Regions from separate parts of the Homo sapiens genome. Here all the other regions are linked to region 1. Evidence: chromatin contacts called from ENCODE Hi-C or POLR2A ChIA-PET data. All regions are on one chromosome and are shown on one strand. Each heading gives the region's core, a stretch centred on a gene start or an enhancer-like site at or near the end of the contact. The rest is flanking DNA. Distances are from core to core; before and after follow the strand shown. Region 1 holds the start of ENO1 (enolase 1). Region 2 holds the start of TARDBP (TAR DNA binding protein). Region 3 holds the start of CAMTA1-DT (CAMTA1 divergent transcript).

Region 1 (5,044 bases), core at 1,907-4,406:
TCACCATGTTGGCCAGGCTGGTCTCAAACTCCTGACCTCAGGTGATCCACCCCCCTCAGCCTCCCAAAGTGATGGGATTATAGGGGTGAGCCACCATGTCCGGCCCCATTTCTTCCTTTGAGACAGGTCTTTATCTCCCAGGCTGGAGTGCACTGGTACAATCATAGCTCATTGTAATCTTAACCTCCTGGGCTCAAGTGACACTCCCACCCGAGTCTCCCAAGCAGCTGGGATAGGACTACAGGCATGTGCCACATCTGCCTAATTTTTTAGTTTTTACAGAGACTGGGGTCTCCTCCATGTTGCCCAGGCTGTTCTGCTGTTCTGGAACTCCTGGGCTCAAGCAATCCTCCTGCCTCAGCCTCCCTAAGTGCTGGGAGTACTGATGTGAGCCACTAAGCCTGGACTCTAGGGTTCCATTTCTTTCTTTCTTTCTTTTTTTTTTTTTTTTTTTTTGGAGACGGTGTCTCGCTCTGTCATCCAGGCTGGAGTGCAGTGGCGTGATCTCGGCTCACTGCAAGCTCCGCCTCCCGGGTTCAAGTGGTTCTCCTGCCTCAGCCTCCTGAGTAACTGGGACTACAGGCGCCTGCCACCAAGCCCAGCTGATTTTTATATTTTTAGTAGAGACGGGGTTTCACCATGTTGGTCAGGCTAGTCTTGGAACTCCTGACCTCGTCATCCGCCCGCCTCGGCCTCCCAAAGTGCTGGGATGACAGGCGTGAGCCACCGCGCCCAGCATGGTGTTCCATTTCTTAAGCGGGATGTGGGTACACAGAGATTTATATACGCTTTATGTAGTCTCTGGTGTACGTGAAATACTGAGTGATGAATACCAAAACCTCATGATCTGTTATGAGGAGGGACCATCCAGCTACATCCCCTTCTGCACTCATCTGGTATCTTACCTCCCCAGAGCTCCTTATCCAACCCTGAAGTTCCCTATCTGGCTGGAGACCCTCTTTCACAAAGATCCCTTTCTCAAGCTGACCAGTGATTTTTACACACGTATCACAGGGAGAATCAGTAATCCAAGCGAGTTACAGGTCGTAGCAGATTCACTCTCCCTTGATCCCGGCCACCTGCAGACACCATGCATGTGTTACCTACAGTGCTTCAAGGTGTGGTATTCTGATAGCTTTGGACAGTTATTCCCCACCTGCCCACCACCAATAAAACTTCTCAACAAGCTTACAGCAAGTGAGAAATAATAACTAAATGCAATGCCGTTGTGCTGACTACAAGCAAATGTGAACCCCACAGCCTGCTAACAAAGCCTAAGGAGCTATGGAAACAGGGAGGGCATTTGGCAGCCTGTGAATTTTGAAAAAGATTTCAGGACATCTCTAGTAATCATTAACATTTTAGCTACAATGTGAGGTCGAAGTGCTGGCTCAGAATGTGGCGCTGCAGCCTCCAAGAATCTTGCAACGGCAGCAGTCCGGGATCATGTTCGGCCTCTGATTTCCTGCTAGATTTACTGGTTCTGGCCACAGCAGAGTATCTTTATCTCTCTAACCATTTTTATGTAAAATAAGATTGTTTGGAGCCCTTTCAGGGCCACGCCTTAGAATTGCTCTGAGAGTACCAAGTGCCTGATTTCTTAGAGTCCTTACCAGTAGGAGATGTTGGCTGTTGATTTAGCTGCTGAGTCATGGGGCTGGGGATAGTGGTTTTCAGTAGCCAAAAACGTTAGTGTGTTGCTGGTGAAATCACAAACTCTGCTTGCAAAATTTTACTCTTTTTTTTTTTCTTTTTGCTGAATTTAATCCTAAAGTTCTTGCTTCTTACTCACTGGAAAGCAAATACTATGGTCTCAATAGGCCTTAATTTTTAACCAACGCCATGGAAACCTGTCTGTAGCTAAGAGGATAAAAATGCTAGGGGTTAAGGAAGAAAAGCAGGTTTTGCAGCTGACCAGAAGAAATAATTAAATTCAAGTACATATTTGAACACCTCTTTACAAGGAAATGAGGAAAATCAGATGTTTTAGTTCTCTTACAGACCAGCAGTAATGTTGAAAAATATAAAAGTAGCCGTAACAGAAAACGAAGTGATCATCTCAGCCCTCCCTTGGAGTGGGGGGATATATTGCGGAGCTGAGTTTTAATGGCTATCAGTTCTTGATCAGAAAAGTGAAATCACTCCAACTCCTTCCGTATTCCACGGAATATGACCCGTCTTGAACTTTGAGAAATTCCCCGGGTCTGTGTGAAATTCCAGTTCCAAATAATTCACATGAATGGTTCACAAGAATCCAGGTAGGTTTGATCTAGTTCCCTAGATGGGAATGAGAGGGATGTAAAATTTGAGAGGCAACATGACATGGACTAGAGAGAGAATGAATTAACACTGGGGAAGCACGTGGGGGCGCGCCGGACACCTAGAAGGCACTCAAAAAGTATGAGGTAGAATTAAAGGAAAGTGAACCTTCCTTTGGCTGTCTCGGCCTGATTCTCACCGCAGCAAGGAGAAAGGGACAGGGTCACCTTGGCGGGTGCCAGGCGGAGCCCGGCCAGACGGGCGCGGCTGGAGGGCAGCGCGCAGGCGCAGGCGGCGCACGTGGCCCCGGACACGCAGCGCTGCGGCGGGGCCAGCGCCCCAACCCCGGAGTGGGGCCGAGGCGCGCAGCCTCTCAACGACTCGACGCCAACGGGGTCTCTCGGATCGCGGCGCGAGGCAGGAGGGGCGGGGCAGGAGGGCCGCGGCAGGCCCGGGCCGCCAAAGTTGTCAGCAAGGTCGAGGGCCGGACGTGGGGCCCCAGAGCGACGCTGAGTGCGTGCGGGACTCGGAGTACGTGACGGAGCCCCGAGCTCTCATGCCCGCCACGCCGCCCCGGGCCATCCCCCGGAGCCCCGGCTCCGCACACCCCAGTTCGGCTCACCGGTCCTATCTGGGGCCAGAGTTTCGCCCGCACCACTACAGGGCCGCTGGGGAGTCGGGGCCCCCCAGATCTGCCCGCCTCAAGTCCGCGGGACGTCACCCCCCTTTCCACGCTACTGCAGCCGTCGCAGTCCCACCCCTTTCCGGGAGGTGAGGGAATGAGTGACGGCTCTCCCGACGAATGGCGAGGCGGAGCTGAGGGGGCGTGCCCCGGAGGCGGGAAGTGGGTGGGGCTCGCCTTAGCTAGGCAGGAAGTCGGCGCGGGCGGCGCGGACAGTATCTGTGGGTACCCGGAGCACGGAGATCTCGCCGGCTTTACGTTCACCTCGGTGTCTGCAGCACCCTCCGCTTCCTCTCCTAGGCGACGAGACCCAGTGGCTAGGTAATGATTGGGGAAGGGCTGAGCAACGGGCAGGCGGCGCAGGGCTTTTCTGGGCTTGTGGGGCTCTTTTCCCTCCGAGGGAGGCGGCGCGCCCGCAGGCCCAGCGTGGCGGGGTCGGGGGCACGTGCAAGCCGCCTCCCTGGGTGGGAACTGGCGCCCCCGCTCACCCCGAGGCCCGGGGCGGGGGCGCAATGCCAGGCGCACGTGCTGGGCCCCCGATTTCTTTGGAGGGGAAAGTGCAGATCAACACGTGATTACCGACTGCGGGGCCGAGTCACTGTCAGGGAAGGTCGGGAGCTGCACACGCGAGCTGCTTAGCACAGCGGGAGTTGGGAGTGGAAGTTGCTTTTCCATCGTAGCCAAGTGTAAGGTTTTTGGGATAGACGCAGACTTAGCGGCGGTGGCCACTCAGGCCAGGCCCTTCCTAAAATGGAGGAGGGCGGCGATAGTGGAGATGGCCACGAGGCTGCGGCCCCCTCCCCCACCGGTAGCCCCCGCCTCTCGCCCGCGCTCGCGGCCCGCGCTTCTGCCTAGTAAGCGGTGACTCATTTAACTCCGAGAAGGCACCTCTTGAGGAACCTACAGCAGAGCCGTTAGATCATTGGCAAGTCCTCCAGGCGACCTCGCCCAAGTTGGGCAAGAGCGGCTCCCCGGCTGGCCACCAAAAATCGGGCCTGATCTGATTTGGTTTTTTTTTTTTTTTGAGTTTTGCTATTGTTGCCCAGGCTGGAGTGCAATTGCGCGATCTCGGATCTCGGTTCACCGCAACCTCGGCCTCCTGGGTTCAAGCGATTCTCCTACCTCAGCCTCCCGAGTAGCTGGGATTACAGGCATGCGCCACCACGCCCGGCTAATTTTGTTTTTTTTTTGTTGTTGTTGTTGTTTTAGTAGAGGCGGTGTTTCACCATGTTGGCCAGGCTGGTCTTGAGCTCCCGACCTCAGGTGATCCGCCCGCCTCGGCCTCCCAAAGTGCTGGGATTACAGGCGTGAGCCACCGCGCTAGGCCAAGAAGGATGTATTTTAAGAAAGCTTCCTGTTCAATGTTCCCCTGCTCTGTGCGCTTCTCTGGGCGGTAGGGTCCATTGCTTCACTTGCCTTTCAGGCCCACCCGGGCCCTGACTGCTCCATTCATTTACCGTGTCCCTAATTCGGGGTTCCATCCAGGCAGCTAAAAAAGCTGTGAATGGTCCGGGCGCGGTGGCTCACGCCTGTAATCCGAGCACTTTGGGATGCCGAGGTGGGCCTCCTCAGGATCACCTGAGGTCGGGAGTTAGAGACCAGCCTGACCAACGTGGTGAAACCCCGTCTCTACTGAAAATACAAAAATCGACCAGGCGCGGTGGCTCACGCCTGTAATCCTAGCACTTTGGGAGGCCGAGGTGGGTGGCTCACGAGGTCAGGAGATCGAGACCATCCTACTCTACTAAACCCCATCTCTACTAAAAATACAAAAAATTAGCCGGGTGTGGTGGTGGGCGCCTGTAGTCCCAGCTACTCTGGAGGCGGAGCCTGCAGTGAGTCGAGATCGTGTCACTGCACTCTAGCCTGGGCGAAAGAGCGCGACTCCGTCTCAAAAAAAAAAAAAAATCACCTGGGCGTAATGGCAGGCGCCTGTAATCCCACCTACTCGGGAGGCTGAGACAGGAGGCTGAGGTTGCAGTGAGCCAAAATGGCGCCATTGCACTCCAGTCTGGGCGACAACAGCGAAACTCCGTCTCAAAAAATAAAAAAAAAATCACACTTTATTTTCACATCCTAAGACGTTTGTCTTTTTTTTTTTTT
Region 2 (5,044 bases), core at 995-3,494, 2.1 Mb before region 1:
ATGGCACAATCTCTGCTCACTGCAACCTCTGCCTCCCGGTTCAAGCGATTCTCCTGCGTCTGCCTCCTGAGTAGCTAGTATTACAGGCACCCACCACCACATCCAGAGATTTTGTGTTTTTGATAGAGATGGGGTTTCATCATGTTGGCCAGGCTCATCTCAAACTCCTGATCTCAGGTGATCCACCTGCCTCGGCCTCCCAAAGTGCTGGGATTACAGGCATGAGTCACCGTGCCTAGCCCTAAAGTTTTCCTAGACATGTAAAAGGGTGTCTTGCATACTGACCAAATTTGATGGACTTTGTTGCAATACCAAGTTATAATAAAAGGAACACACAGACAGATCGACTACTAACAGCACACTACTTCAAAATGCTGAAATTAGGTATTTCCTTGGCACACTTCTTAAACTTCATGCTTCCTTTTCTTAGATTTAGAACATCATTGATAAGAGGCAGAGAGAAGGATAAGACCAGAACCTCGAAATTGTAATTGGAACTGCACTAATTCAAGATTTGGCTACTCCAACTGTTTGCTCATTTAAGGGAAAAAATGAACTCAGATTTGCTGAATGAATGATGTAACACCAAAAGGACAATGATCAAATCCAAACACTGAAGCACTTCAGAAGAATCTATTTACAACAATGATTTATGTACAAAACATTCTTAGTGATTCCTGAAATTTATCATCAACTTGGCAAAGTTTATTCAGATATTTTTTAAATACATTGTTTTCTCTTTTAAAATGATCTACAATCCCCAGTTTCCATAAATTTAGACTCGTGGTCTTCCAAACTTGTCTAACACTGAAGTTCAAGGAAATACTTAAGTTTCAGGAGACATTCTGCCACCAAAAGAGGCTAAGATCCATGGATGAGACACACACCTGAACACACTTCAGCATGATTACAAAAACCAAATGGTAACAAACCTTTTGGATAGTTGACAACATACACCAGATTTCCCCAGCCAGCATCTGGGGCATGCAGAATTCCTTCTACCAGCCGGACACCTCTCATACACTGAGACACTGGATTCCTGTAGCGAAGCCCACACGCCCCTGGAAACTGGGCTGTAACCGTGGAGAGCAGCACCGTCCCATCGTCTTCCGATGGTATTTCAATGGGCTCATCGTTCTCATCTTCGGTTACCCGAATATATTCAGACATCTTTTACTTTTCCTAAAGAGAAAAGAGATATGAATGAACAACATTCATGTCAGAATAACTGTTTCCTTATAATGATAATACCCAAACCATGTCAGAGTTCTGACTTCCAGAAAAATGCTTGTCTGGATTCGTATATGCATTGGTTATCCCTGAAAAATGACGAGGTGAAGGTAAGGGTAGTGATTTCCTATCAAAATGTGATGCCTCGCCAGTTCATTCATTCAAAAAACTTTCCCTGAAGGCTTATGATGCGTCAGGTACTGAAACTGTAACTGTGAGTCCAACGTGGCTTGCTGGTTACAAGCTAGGGTATGCAAGGGAACAATAAACAGTAGCTATTTTATGACAATCGGGTTAGTCGTTAAGTAATCCTGAAGGCAGAGGAGGAGCCTAACTGGCTGAGGCATGGGCGTGATAGGTCCCAGTCGATTTTCCTAAGCAAGCGATCCATCAGCTGAACCTGAAGACTGAATATGGGCAGTGAACCAGGTGTAAAGAACAGGAGAAAAGTTTCCCTCTGTTCCTCATTTTGGGGCTTCCGGGGGCTCTGCGAGCCCGAGCCCCAAGGCCCGCGGCGACAGGTCCTGGCGGTGCCGGCCGTCGCCTCCCAGAAGCCCGCGCGTGCCAGCCGAGGGAGGAGTTTCTCGGCGCGGCCCGGGGTGGGGCGCAGGAGCACCAGGCCCAAGCTGGCAGCGTCCCTCGAAGTACAAAGTACCGAAGGCTCCGGCACTGTCCGGGTCCGGGGCCAACCTCCGCCTCAGGCTACGCGGCACCGCGGGCCCGGCCCCCCGTTTCGGCGCCACCGGCCTCCCCGTGCCAGGACCTAACGACGCTCCCGCGCGAGCCCGCTCGGGCAGGACTAGGCCCGGTCTCACGGCTGACTTCCCGGGGCAGGGTCCGAAGCCGCTGCGTCTGCCTCGGGCCGCCCCAATGCAGAAGCCGAGGCACCTACGGCGTCCTCAGTGAGAAGGCTCCGCGACTCACCCGCTAGGCCGCTGCTGGGAAGCCCGACAGGGACACCGAAGCAGCGACGGACCCAAGCGCAGCCCAGCCACCGCTTCGCTCCCACAAAATGGCGCTAGGGCCGCCTCCTCCCCCCGCCCACCGGCGTCCTCTCCCACCGGTTGCCTGTCCAGAGGTGGAAGGCACCGACGAGAGCCACGATGACCCTCTCCCCAGGGACTCGGGCTGCCTCCTGGAAATTCAAGCCTACAGAGAAGCTCTGAAAGCTAAAATAAAACCAGGACCTAGGCCTGAAAAGCTGAAGATTGAAAAAAGTGTGGCTGTATAGGAGCTGACCTCCCCCCACGTAACGTAGCAGATGGTTTCGGCCGACCAACCGCCGGCCCAGGTCTCGGTCGGAGCTCGCGCACTTTCAAAGCGCGCGAGAGTAGCACAGAGTCTCGGCCAGCGAGGGCGGGGCGGGGCGGGGCCTGGAGGGGGCGGGGCTCGGGATCCCGGGCCGAGTCCACCTGGGAGGCAGGATAAGGCCTGGACCCCTTTTCTGAAAGGCAACCTAGTGCGTCTTCTCCTCCCTCCGCCAGCCCACCTCCAAACCTGGAAACAATAACTTTGTTCTAAATAATAGCAATGATAAGGCTACTTTGTGCCAGGTACTTTCTGAGTATTCACATATTTAATAGCCCAAACAGTTTTGTGTAGCAGGAGCTATTGATATTCATTCTGCGGGTGAGGAAACTGAGGCACAGAGAGATCAAGTGTCTTGCTTAAAGTGACGCAAGGATTAGCCGGGCGGTAGTGGCGCGCGCCTGTAGTCCCATCTACTCGGGAGCCTGAAGCAGGAGAATTGCTTGAACGCGGTAGGCGGAGGTTGCGGTGAGCCGAGATCGCGCCACTTCACTCCAGTCTAGGCGACAGAGTGAGACCCTGTCCTCCAGCCCCTCCCCCCAAAAAAATGTCACCCAAGGAATAAATGGTAGACCTGGGATTTGAATCTCGAGGCACAAAATGCTAACTTGTTCTGGCTCCAGCCCTTTAATAATAATAATAATACAGTACTTCATCTATTTTAAGGCACACTTTTTGTTTCACTTTTTTTTTTTTTTTTTTTGAGACGGAGTCTCGCTCTTGTCCCCCAGGCTGGAGTGCAGTGGCGCAATCTGCAGCTCACTGCCACTTCCAACTCCTAGGTTCAAGGGATAGCTGGGATTATAGGCGTGCAAAGACACCATGCCCGGCTAATTTTTGTATTTTTAGTAGAGACAGGGTTTGGCCATGTTGGCCAGGCTGATCTCGAACTCATGGCCTCAAGTGATCCGCCTGCCTCAGCTCCCCAAAGTGCTGGGATTACAGGCACGAGCCACCTTTCTTTTCTATCTTTTCTTTCCTTTCTTTCCTTTCCTTCCCTTCCTTTCCTCCCTTCCCTCCCTTTCCCCCCCTTCCCTCCCTTCCCACCTTCCTTCCTCCCTACCTCTCTCTCTTTCTCTCTCTCTCTCTTTCTTTTCTCTTCCTTTTTTTCAGACTCCCTCTGTTGCCTAAGGTGGAGTGCAGTGGCACAATCTCAGCTCACTGCAACCTCCGCCTCCCCGGTTCAAGCAATTCTCCTGCCTCAGCCTCCTGAGTAGTTGGGTCTACAGGCATGCACCACCATGCCCGGCTAATTTTTGTATTTTTAACCCCTGTTGGCCAGGCTGGTCTCAAACTCCTGACCTCAGGTGATCCGCCCACCTCGGCCTCCCAAAGTGCCACCACGCCCGGCCTTTGTTTCACATTTCTTTTTTTTTTCTTTTTTCTTTTTTTTGAGATGGAGTCTCGCTCTTTTGCCCAGGCTGGACTGCAGTGGCGCTATCTCGGCTCACTGCACGCTCCGCCTCCCGGGTTCACTCTATTCTCCTGCCTCAGCCTACTGAGTAGCTGGGACCACAGGCGCCCGCCACCACGCCCGGCTAATTTTTTTGTGTTTTTAATAGAGACGGGGTTTCACCGTGTTAGCCAGGATGGTCTCAATCTCCTGACCTCGTGATCCGCCCGCCTCGGCCTCCCAAAGTGCTGGGATTACAGGCGTGAGCCACCGCGACCGGCCAATGTTTCACATTGCTGAAGTCAGTATGTGATTTCAGTTCCAGTTCCAGTTGATGATGATGTGTCATAGTTTAACTGGCAACTATTTATGTTTCTTTGTATATACATGTATCACACTCAATGAAATACAGTTACAAGTGTTTACACAAAATACTTTATTTATTTATTTAAGATGGGGTCTCACTCTGTCACCCAGGCTAGAGTGCAGTGCAGTGACCTCGGCTCACTGCAACCTCTAACTCCAGGGGTCAAACGATCCTCTCACCTTAGCCTCCGGAGTAGCTTGGACCACAGGTGCACACCACCACACTCAGCCAATTTTTTATATTTTTTGTAGAGACAGGGTCTTGACATGTTACCCAAGCTGGCCTCCAACTCCTGAGCTCAAGCGATCCATCTGCCTCAGCCTCCCAAAGTGCTGGGATTACAGGCGTGAGCCACCATACCCAGCAGAGAAGTCGGTTTTATCACTCCCATTTTACAGAAGAAAAACCTGAGGCTCAGAGACCATATGACAGGCCTGAGGTCATACAGTTGCTCAAGGATGTCACCTAGCCCATAAATTGCTGTCCCAGGTTGGTCAGACCCTAAACCTCTGCACTATGTCCACCACACTGGCCACTTTCTGTCACAAGACTGAGACCGAGGTATTTAGTGCGGGTAGTGCTGTGGAGTCCTGGACACTAGCTCCAAGTGGGCAGAGCTGGGTATGCAGAAGTTCCTAGAGACAGGTCACACAGGAACATGACCCCAAAGGCTGGCCCTTCTCCTAAGAAGTTTTCAGGCTAGTTGGGAGGACAAGCAAACACTGTCTCAAAGAAGGTAAGTAACT
Region 3 (5,044 bases), core at 1,720-4,219, 2.1 Mb after region 1:
TTCTGTCACAGGAAAACATATTCTTCTCACCCATCTCCTGTCGTTTGTCCAAACACACGAAATCTCTTTCCCCTACACTGCAGTAAAGAAATCAAGAACTTTTCACTCTATGCAGAATCAAGCAACGAATACCACCCCTAAATTCAGACCGCCAAAGTTGCGATGCGTATGGGCAGGCACTGTACGCTTCGCACATTCAGGGACTTGGTGAACACGCAGGATGTCGTTCTGCTTATTCAGTACAGTACACATTACAAACCAAAGAATAGTCAGAATTGGCCATTTATCCGTGATTCTTCTGCTGCTGCTTCTAAGCCTGAAGAGTTACCAACAACGTTAATATCTATCTGTATCATTACACATAAAGGTCCCCATATGCACCCAAAATGTAGAGCTAGTCATCTGACCCTTCCAACTTCCTGTGCACTGTATATGTAATGAATGTGATTTCATCTGTGTATACCTACATGTATGTATATGTAAACAAATGAATATAGCATCATGATCTGGTTCTCCAAAGCAGAACCGGAACAGCAAAAAACAGAAAGCATTCAAATTCCCCCTTCTGAAAGCTACAAGATCTAAAGAAATGTCTGGATCCCACAAGAGACAACACCAGAGCCAAAGGAAGGTTCTAGTACAACAAGGAGCACACAAGCAACCTCTTCCAGGATGGCATGTGGGCGACACGGGTGTCTACACTCCCTTTTCTGAATGGAAAGGCATATGGCTTCTCCTTACCCAGCCAACATGAATACAATTTGAGAAAATTAGAAAAAGTCAAAGTAACAGGCTCACTAAATATGGCTGACTGCGAAGCAGAAGCCACAGAGGAGGATATGAGTTCTCTCAAAAAACAATCGGGAAGTTTATATCCAGGAAAGGTTCAAGGACTCTTGAGTGTGGGACGGACAAAGTCTGGTTCTCACTGCACAGAAGACAGTAATCAAAACATCAAAAAACAAGGCCACATGACCCTTTTCCCAGTGAGGTAGTGTCAACTGATGAAGGTTGCCCCCTCCTGAGACACAAGAGTCAAGTGGAGGCAAAAATATACCCCGGTCTTCCTCAGACACAGGAGCAACTAGTGTGGCCCCTTTTCACTCAAGCACTAGGCACAATGGAAGCCCTGCCCTACATCTTATTGGGGCGCCCACTCTCACCCAGACAAGGAACTCCGAGAAGAGAGAACAAGTCAGTGTAGACACACAAATGGCGAAAGGAGCACGGTGAACGTCCAGTTGTCTCCATAAGAAAAGGAGGGCAACTCAAAGGGTATTTAGGAAATGAGCTCGCCCTAACCCAGCAAAGTGTAAGAGTATGCATGATCTGGAAGAAGTGTCTGCTTTCCTATTTAGAAATGACTTCAGAGCTGCACAAGCCCCCACTATCCACTGGGTGAGGAAAGAAGAACATGGGCAGCCTGAGTCCCCTTGTCCTGGCAAAAAGGGTCAACGGAGAGTGTGCAGAGGCCCCAAAAGAATCCAAAGAAGATGAGCAGATCAGACGGACCCCTGTGCCAAGGAAGGATCGGGGTCACGGAAGGTAAAGGGCAAGGGAGTGTGGAGATCCTCACTTGCCATAGAAACGGAGACCCCACCCTCCTGGCTGTGAGGGTGCAAGGGCAAGAGTAGGATGTGAACGACTGCGAGGGGCGGGGATGCTGCGCAGGCCCCCTTCCCTTCCCGGGAAGCGAAGGGGGAGGGGTCACACGAGGCCCTTCGGCCGAGGGACGCTCGGCAGGACGGGGTCCCCCTGGCGGGGAGAAGCTCGGGGACCCCCCGCCCGCTCAGGGAGGTGTCCACGGGGCTGAAGAGGGTGCCGGAGAGAGTACATCTGGCCCTGCCCGCCGGAGAGCAGGGGGCCGGCGAGGGCTGAGCGCCGGCCGCTGCCGCCCGACGGGGACCGGCCCGGAGCAGTGGGGCGCGGGGCCAGGAGGACCCGAGGCGGATAAACTTTCCGCCCCGCGGCCCCCACCGTGGACCCAGCGCCGGGGGTGCGGGGGCCGCGCAGCGGGCTCGGGAGCGGCGGGGATGCCCGGTCCGGGTGGGGGAGGCGCCGGCCCTCCGCCGGCTCCTCCTCCTCGCTGGGCCCGGTCCCCGCCCCGCGAGCCCCCCGCCCCCTCCGGCCCCAGCCCGCCCCCGGGGGTGGGGTGTGGGGCGCCGCGCTCCGCCGGCCCCGCGAGTCACCTCAGGACTCGGCCGCGCTCCGCCCCCCCACCCCGCCGGCCCCCTCCCCGGCCGGGTCGCCCGCCCGCCCGCCCGCCGCGCCCCCGCGCTCCCGCCCGGCGCCGCCGATGCCCGGGATGTCCGGCGGGGCCGGGTCCCGCCGCCCGCCGCGCCGCCCCCCAGCCCCTCGCGCTCCGGCTCTTACCTTCCGGCTTGTTTTCGGCAGCCATTTCCCCTCCGCGCGCCACATCCTCCTCCTCCTCGCGACCGGGACCCCGAGCGCGCGCCTCGTACCGCCGCCGCCGCCGGCCCAGCCACCCCGCCGCCGCCGCGCACCCGCCCTGGCCCCGCCCCGCGGCCCACGCACAGCTCCCGTTGGGCCGTGCGGCTGCCACTCATCGCTCCCGCCGCCAATCGCCCCGCACCAGGGGTCTCACTACTCTCCGGGAGGAGCGTCCTATCCATCCGGCCCATTGGCTGGTCACCACCCAACGGACTGAAAGGATTGGTCAAGAATCAACGCCCCCTCCCCACCCACTCCCAGGAAAGCCCGCCTTCCGGACCTAAACAAAGCTTCCTAGTGGCCAGAACCCGAAAGAACTGTCCAATCAGGACGGGCCCGACACGGAATATTTCCTCGAGGCCGAGACGTGGCGTTTTGATTGGGCGTCACTACAGTGTTTCCCAGGCCGTCCAGACCAATCAAAGGGGGTTCCCGGAACTCGGGAGCGGCGAAGGGAAGCCCCGCCCCCGAGCGTGACCGTCATGAGGAAGGCGCTCCCTCATTGGCACGCTGGGGCTTTTCCCGCGTGCTCCCGGGGCTGAAGGACGTTCCCGGGGAAGCCGCTGCTGGCGCGTGGGGTCCCGGTGGCTGTGGGGGACGCGCCGGGATCTCCGGGATCCCGCAGCCCGCCGCCGCTGCCGGTGGGGAGCCGGACGCGGGGGGCCTCGGGGCTGAGGTCCGCAGGGGTGCCGCGCCCTGGAGTCCGACTGCCTAGGAGTCCGGGCGTCGCTGCCGGCCGTGGGGGAGGGGCGAGCCTCCCGCCAGGCCCCGCCCCCTCGGCGCCGCGTCCCCACGGCCCCGGCGCCGCCCGCCTGCGCCCGCCTCCTGTGCCCGCCCCCGGTGAGCTCCGTTGTCCCCTTTTCTGGCGGCTTAAAATACCGAAACTTTATTTTGGTCACGTTGCCCATGTGACCCGCGGAGCGGATGACTCATGGTTGCCTGTCCCAGGATGAGGCCGCCGGCCGAAAGCAGAGAAGCGCCAGCCCCGGCCGCCCGGGTGGAGCGCTGGGCAGCCGAGTTTCCCACCCTCCTCAATCCGGAGAGTCCGCGCGGGGCTTTTCCTAATAAATAGCCAGGCACCCGCTGCCCTCGCGCTGCGTACGGGAGCACGTGCCCCCCGGGAGGTGGGCGCCCGCCAGGTGCCCCGGGAACGAGCCTAGGAACCGGGTCCGCCGAGTGCGGCTCTCGGGGCGGCTAGGCGTGCGGGTGGCTGGGCAGCGCTCCCAGGGACCGGCCTCTCTCCGGAGAAAGTAAGGAATTCTGCTCCTGGGCAGGTAATACCGGAAACAAAAGGAGAGGCTGCAATCGCAAATTGTTTAAAAAGAAGAAAAAGGAAAGAAAAGTTGAATGTAAGAGCTCCAGCCCCTCAATGTGATCTTGTACGGTTTGCAGTAAGAACATTTCATTCTTCCGCATTTTATTTTTCCTTTTGCTACTGTTGGTGACAACTAGCAAAATAAGTGAAAAATCCTCGTTCAAGTGTTCTGGCATTAAGATTGACTGTCACACTGAATTCTGTGCCAATCCTAACAACATGTGTTCTTTTTCTGGTCTTCACAAGTAAGAATGTCTTAGGTTTTCCAGAAATAAAGATGTCCCAAAAGAATGTTTTGTGTTACACACTCATTCTTCAAGAAACTTTAATTTTATGAGCCTCAAAAATTGCAAAATTTTAACAACGGCGGGACAATATTTTATCGATTAGCATTCTTAATAGCACCTATGTTGACGATTTGTGTGGAGAAACGGATTCTTAAAAGAAGTGCTGGTGGCATTGTAAATTAGTATATTCCTTTCGAAAAGCAATTTTACAGTATGTATTAAAAGCCATAAAAATGTCTGCATCTTTTGACCCAGTGATCTTACTTCTGGGAATCTGTTCTAAGGAAATAACACTAAATGCCAGAAAAGCTGTATGTGTGAAGGTATTCTTCACAGGATCACTGTACTTAACTACAACAAAAAATTGGGAGCATCCTACATGTGCTAATATTGGGTATTTAGTAAATTGTGTTACATCTACACAGTGGAACATTATGGTAGTTGTAGACATCAGAAACAGAAAATCACCCATTGCTAGATAGAGGGGGCAATACCCAAAATTATGGTGTTCATTTATGAGGTGAGATGATAGGCTAAAAAAACTGCATTTTAAAAAAGACCGATACAGGCCGGGTGCAGTGGTTCACGCCTGTCAATCCTAGCACTTTGGGAGGCCAAGGTGGGCAGATCACTTGAAGCCAGGAGTTCGAGACCAGCCTGGCCAGCATGACAAAACCCCGTCTCCACTAAAAATATAAAAATTAGGTGGGCAAGGTGGCAGGCGCCTGAGGTCTCAGCTACTTGGAAGGCTGAGGCAAGAGAATTGCTTGAACCCAGCGGGCAGAGGTTGCAGTGAGCCAATATCGCACCACTGCACTCCAGCTTGGGTGACAAGAGCAAGACTCCACCTCAAAAAAAAAAAAAATAGACTGATAACATACACCAAATAAATGACGTATGGGGGATTATAAGTGAGTTTTTTTTAATTGCCTATTTTCTATAATATAGCTGTTTTTGTTGTTGTTTTTTGGTTTTTTTTTTGTTTTGTTTT

The links. Hi-C counts contacts between places; a loop is a spot of excess contacts on that map. ChIA-PET counts read pairs that join two places held with the same protein, here RNA polymerase II (POLR2A). Pooled maps may share reads with other maps.
Region 2: a loop to region 1 is called in a map with no recorded cell type, with 19 times the contacts of the local background. The contact joins the promoter of TARDBP here to the promoter of ENO1 in region 1. A Hi-C loop is called at or near these places in 1 of 37 single-sample maps with no recorded cell type and 7 of 50 pooled maps. POLR2A ChIA-PET finds 5 or more read pairs at or near these places in 1 of 52 experiments (activated B cell).
Region 3: a map of CD8-positive, alpha-beta T cell shows a loop between it and region 1 (13-fold over the local background). The contact joins the promoter of CAMTA1-DT here to the promoter of ENO1 in region 1. A Hi-C loop is called at or near these places in 1 of 168 maps with a recorded cell type or tissue (CD8-positive, alpha-beta T cell), 1 of 37 single-sample maps with no recorded cell type and 10 of 50 pooled maps.

The regions. Positions count from the first base shown.
Region 1 is chr1:8,876,798-8,881,841 of GRCh38, reverse strand. It overlaps ENO1 (enolase 1), which reads left to right and starts at 3,156. Exons shown (of 12, transcript NM_001428.5): 1 at 3,156-3,262. It overlaps ENO1-AS1 (ENO1 antisense RNA 1), which reads right to left and starts at 3,007. Exons shown (of 2, transcript NR_038351.1): 1 at 2,882-3,007; 2 at 1,957-2,277. RefSeq lists silencers at 2,433-2,682, 3,403-3,452, 3,663-3,782 and enhancers at 2,541-3,132, 3,133-3,726, 3,727-4,319.
Region 2 is chr1:11,009,854-11,014,897 of GRCh38, reverse strand. It overlaps TARDBP (TAR DNA binding protein), which reads right to left and starts at 2,244. Exons shown (of 6, transcript NM_007375.4): 1 at 2,155-2,244; 2 at 933-1,182. The coding sequence starts at 1,170. RefSeq lists silencers at 926-1,172, 2,582-2,811 and enhancers at 1,534-2,501, 2,212-2,541.
Region 3 is chr1:6,782,905-6,787,948 of GRCh38, reverse strand. It overlaps CAMTA1-DT (CAMTA1 divergent transcript), which reads left to right and starts at 2,969. Exons shown (of 3, transcript NR_149049.1): 1 at 2,969-3,291; 2 at 3,726-3,800; 3 at 3,904-4,057. CAMTA1 (calmodulin binding transcription activator 1) reads right to left here and starts at 2,495. Exons shown (of 23, transcript NM_015215.4): 1 at 2,374-2,495. The coding sequence starts at 2,418. RefSeq lists silencers at 1,743-1,922, 1,933-2,202, 2,413-2,572, 2,913-3,322, 3,453-3,512 and 1 more and enhancers at 2,778-3,452, 3,453-4,129.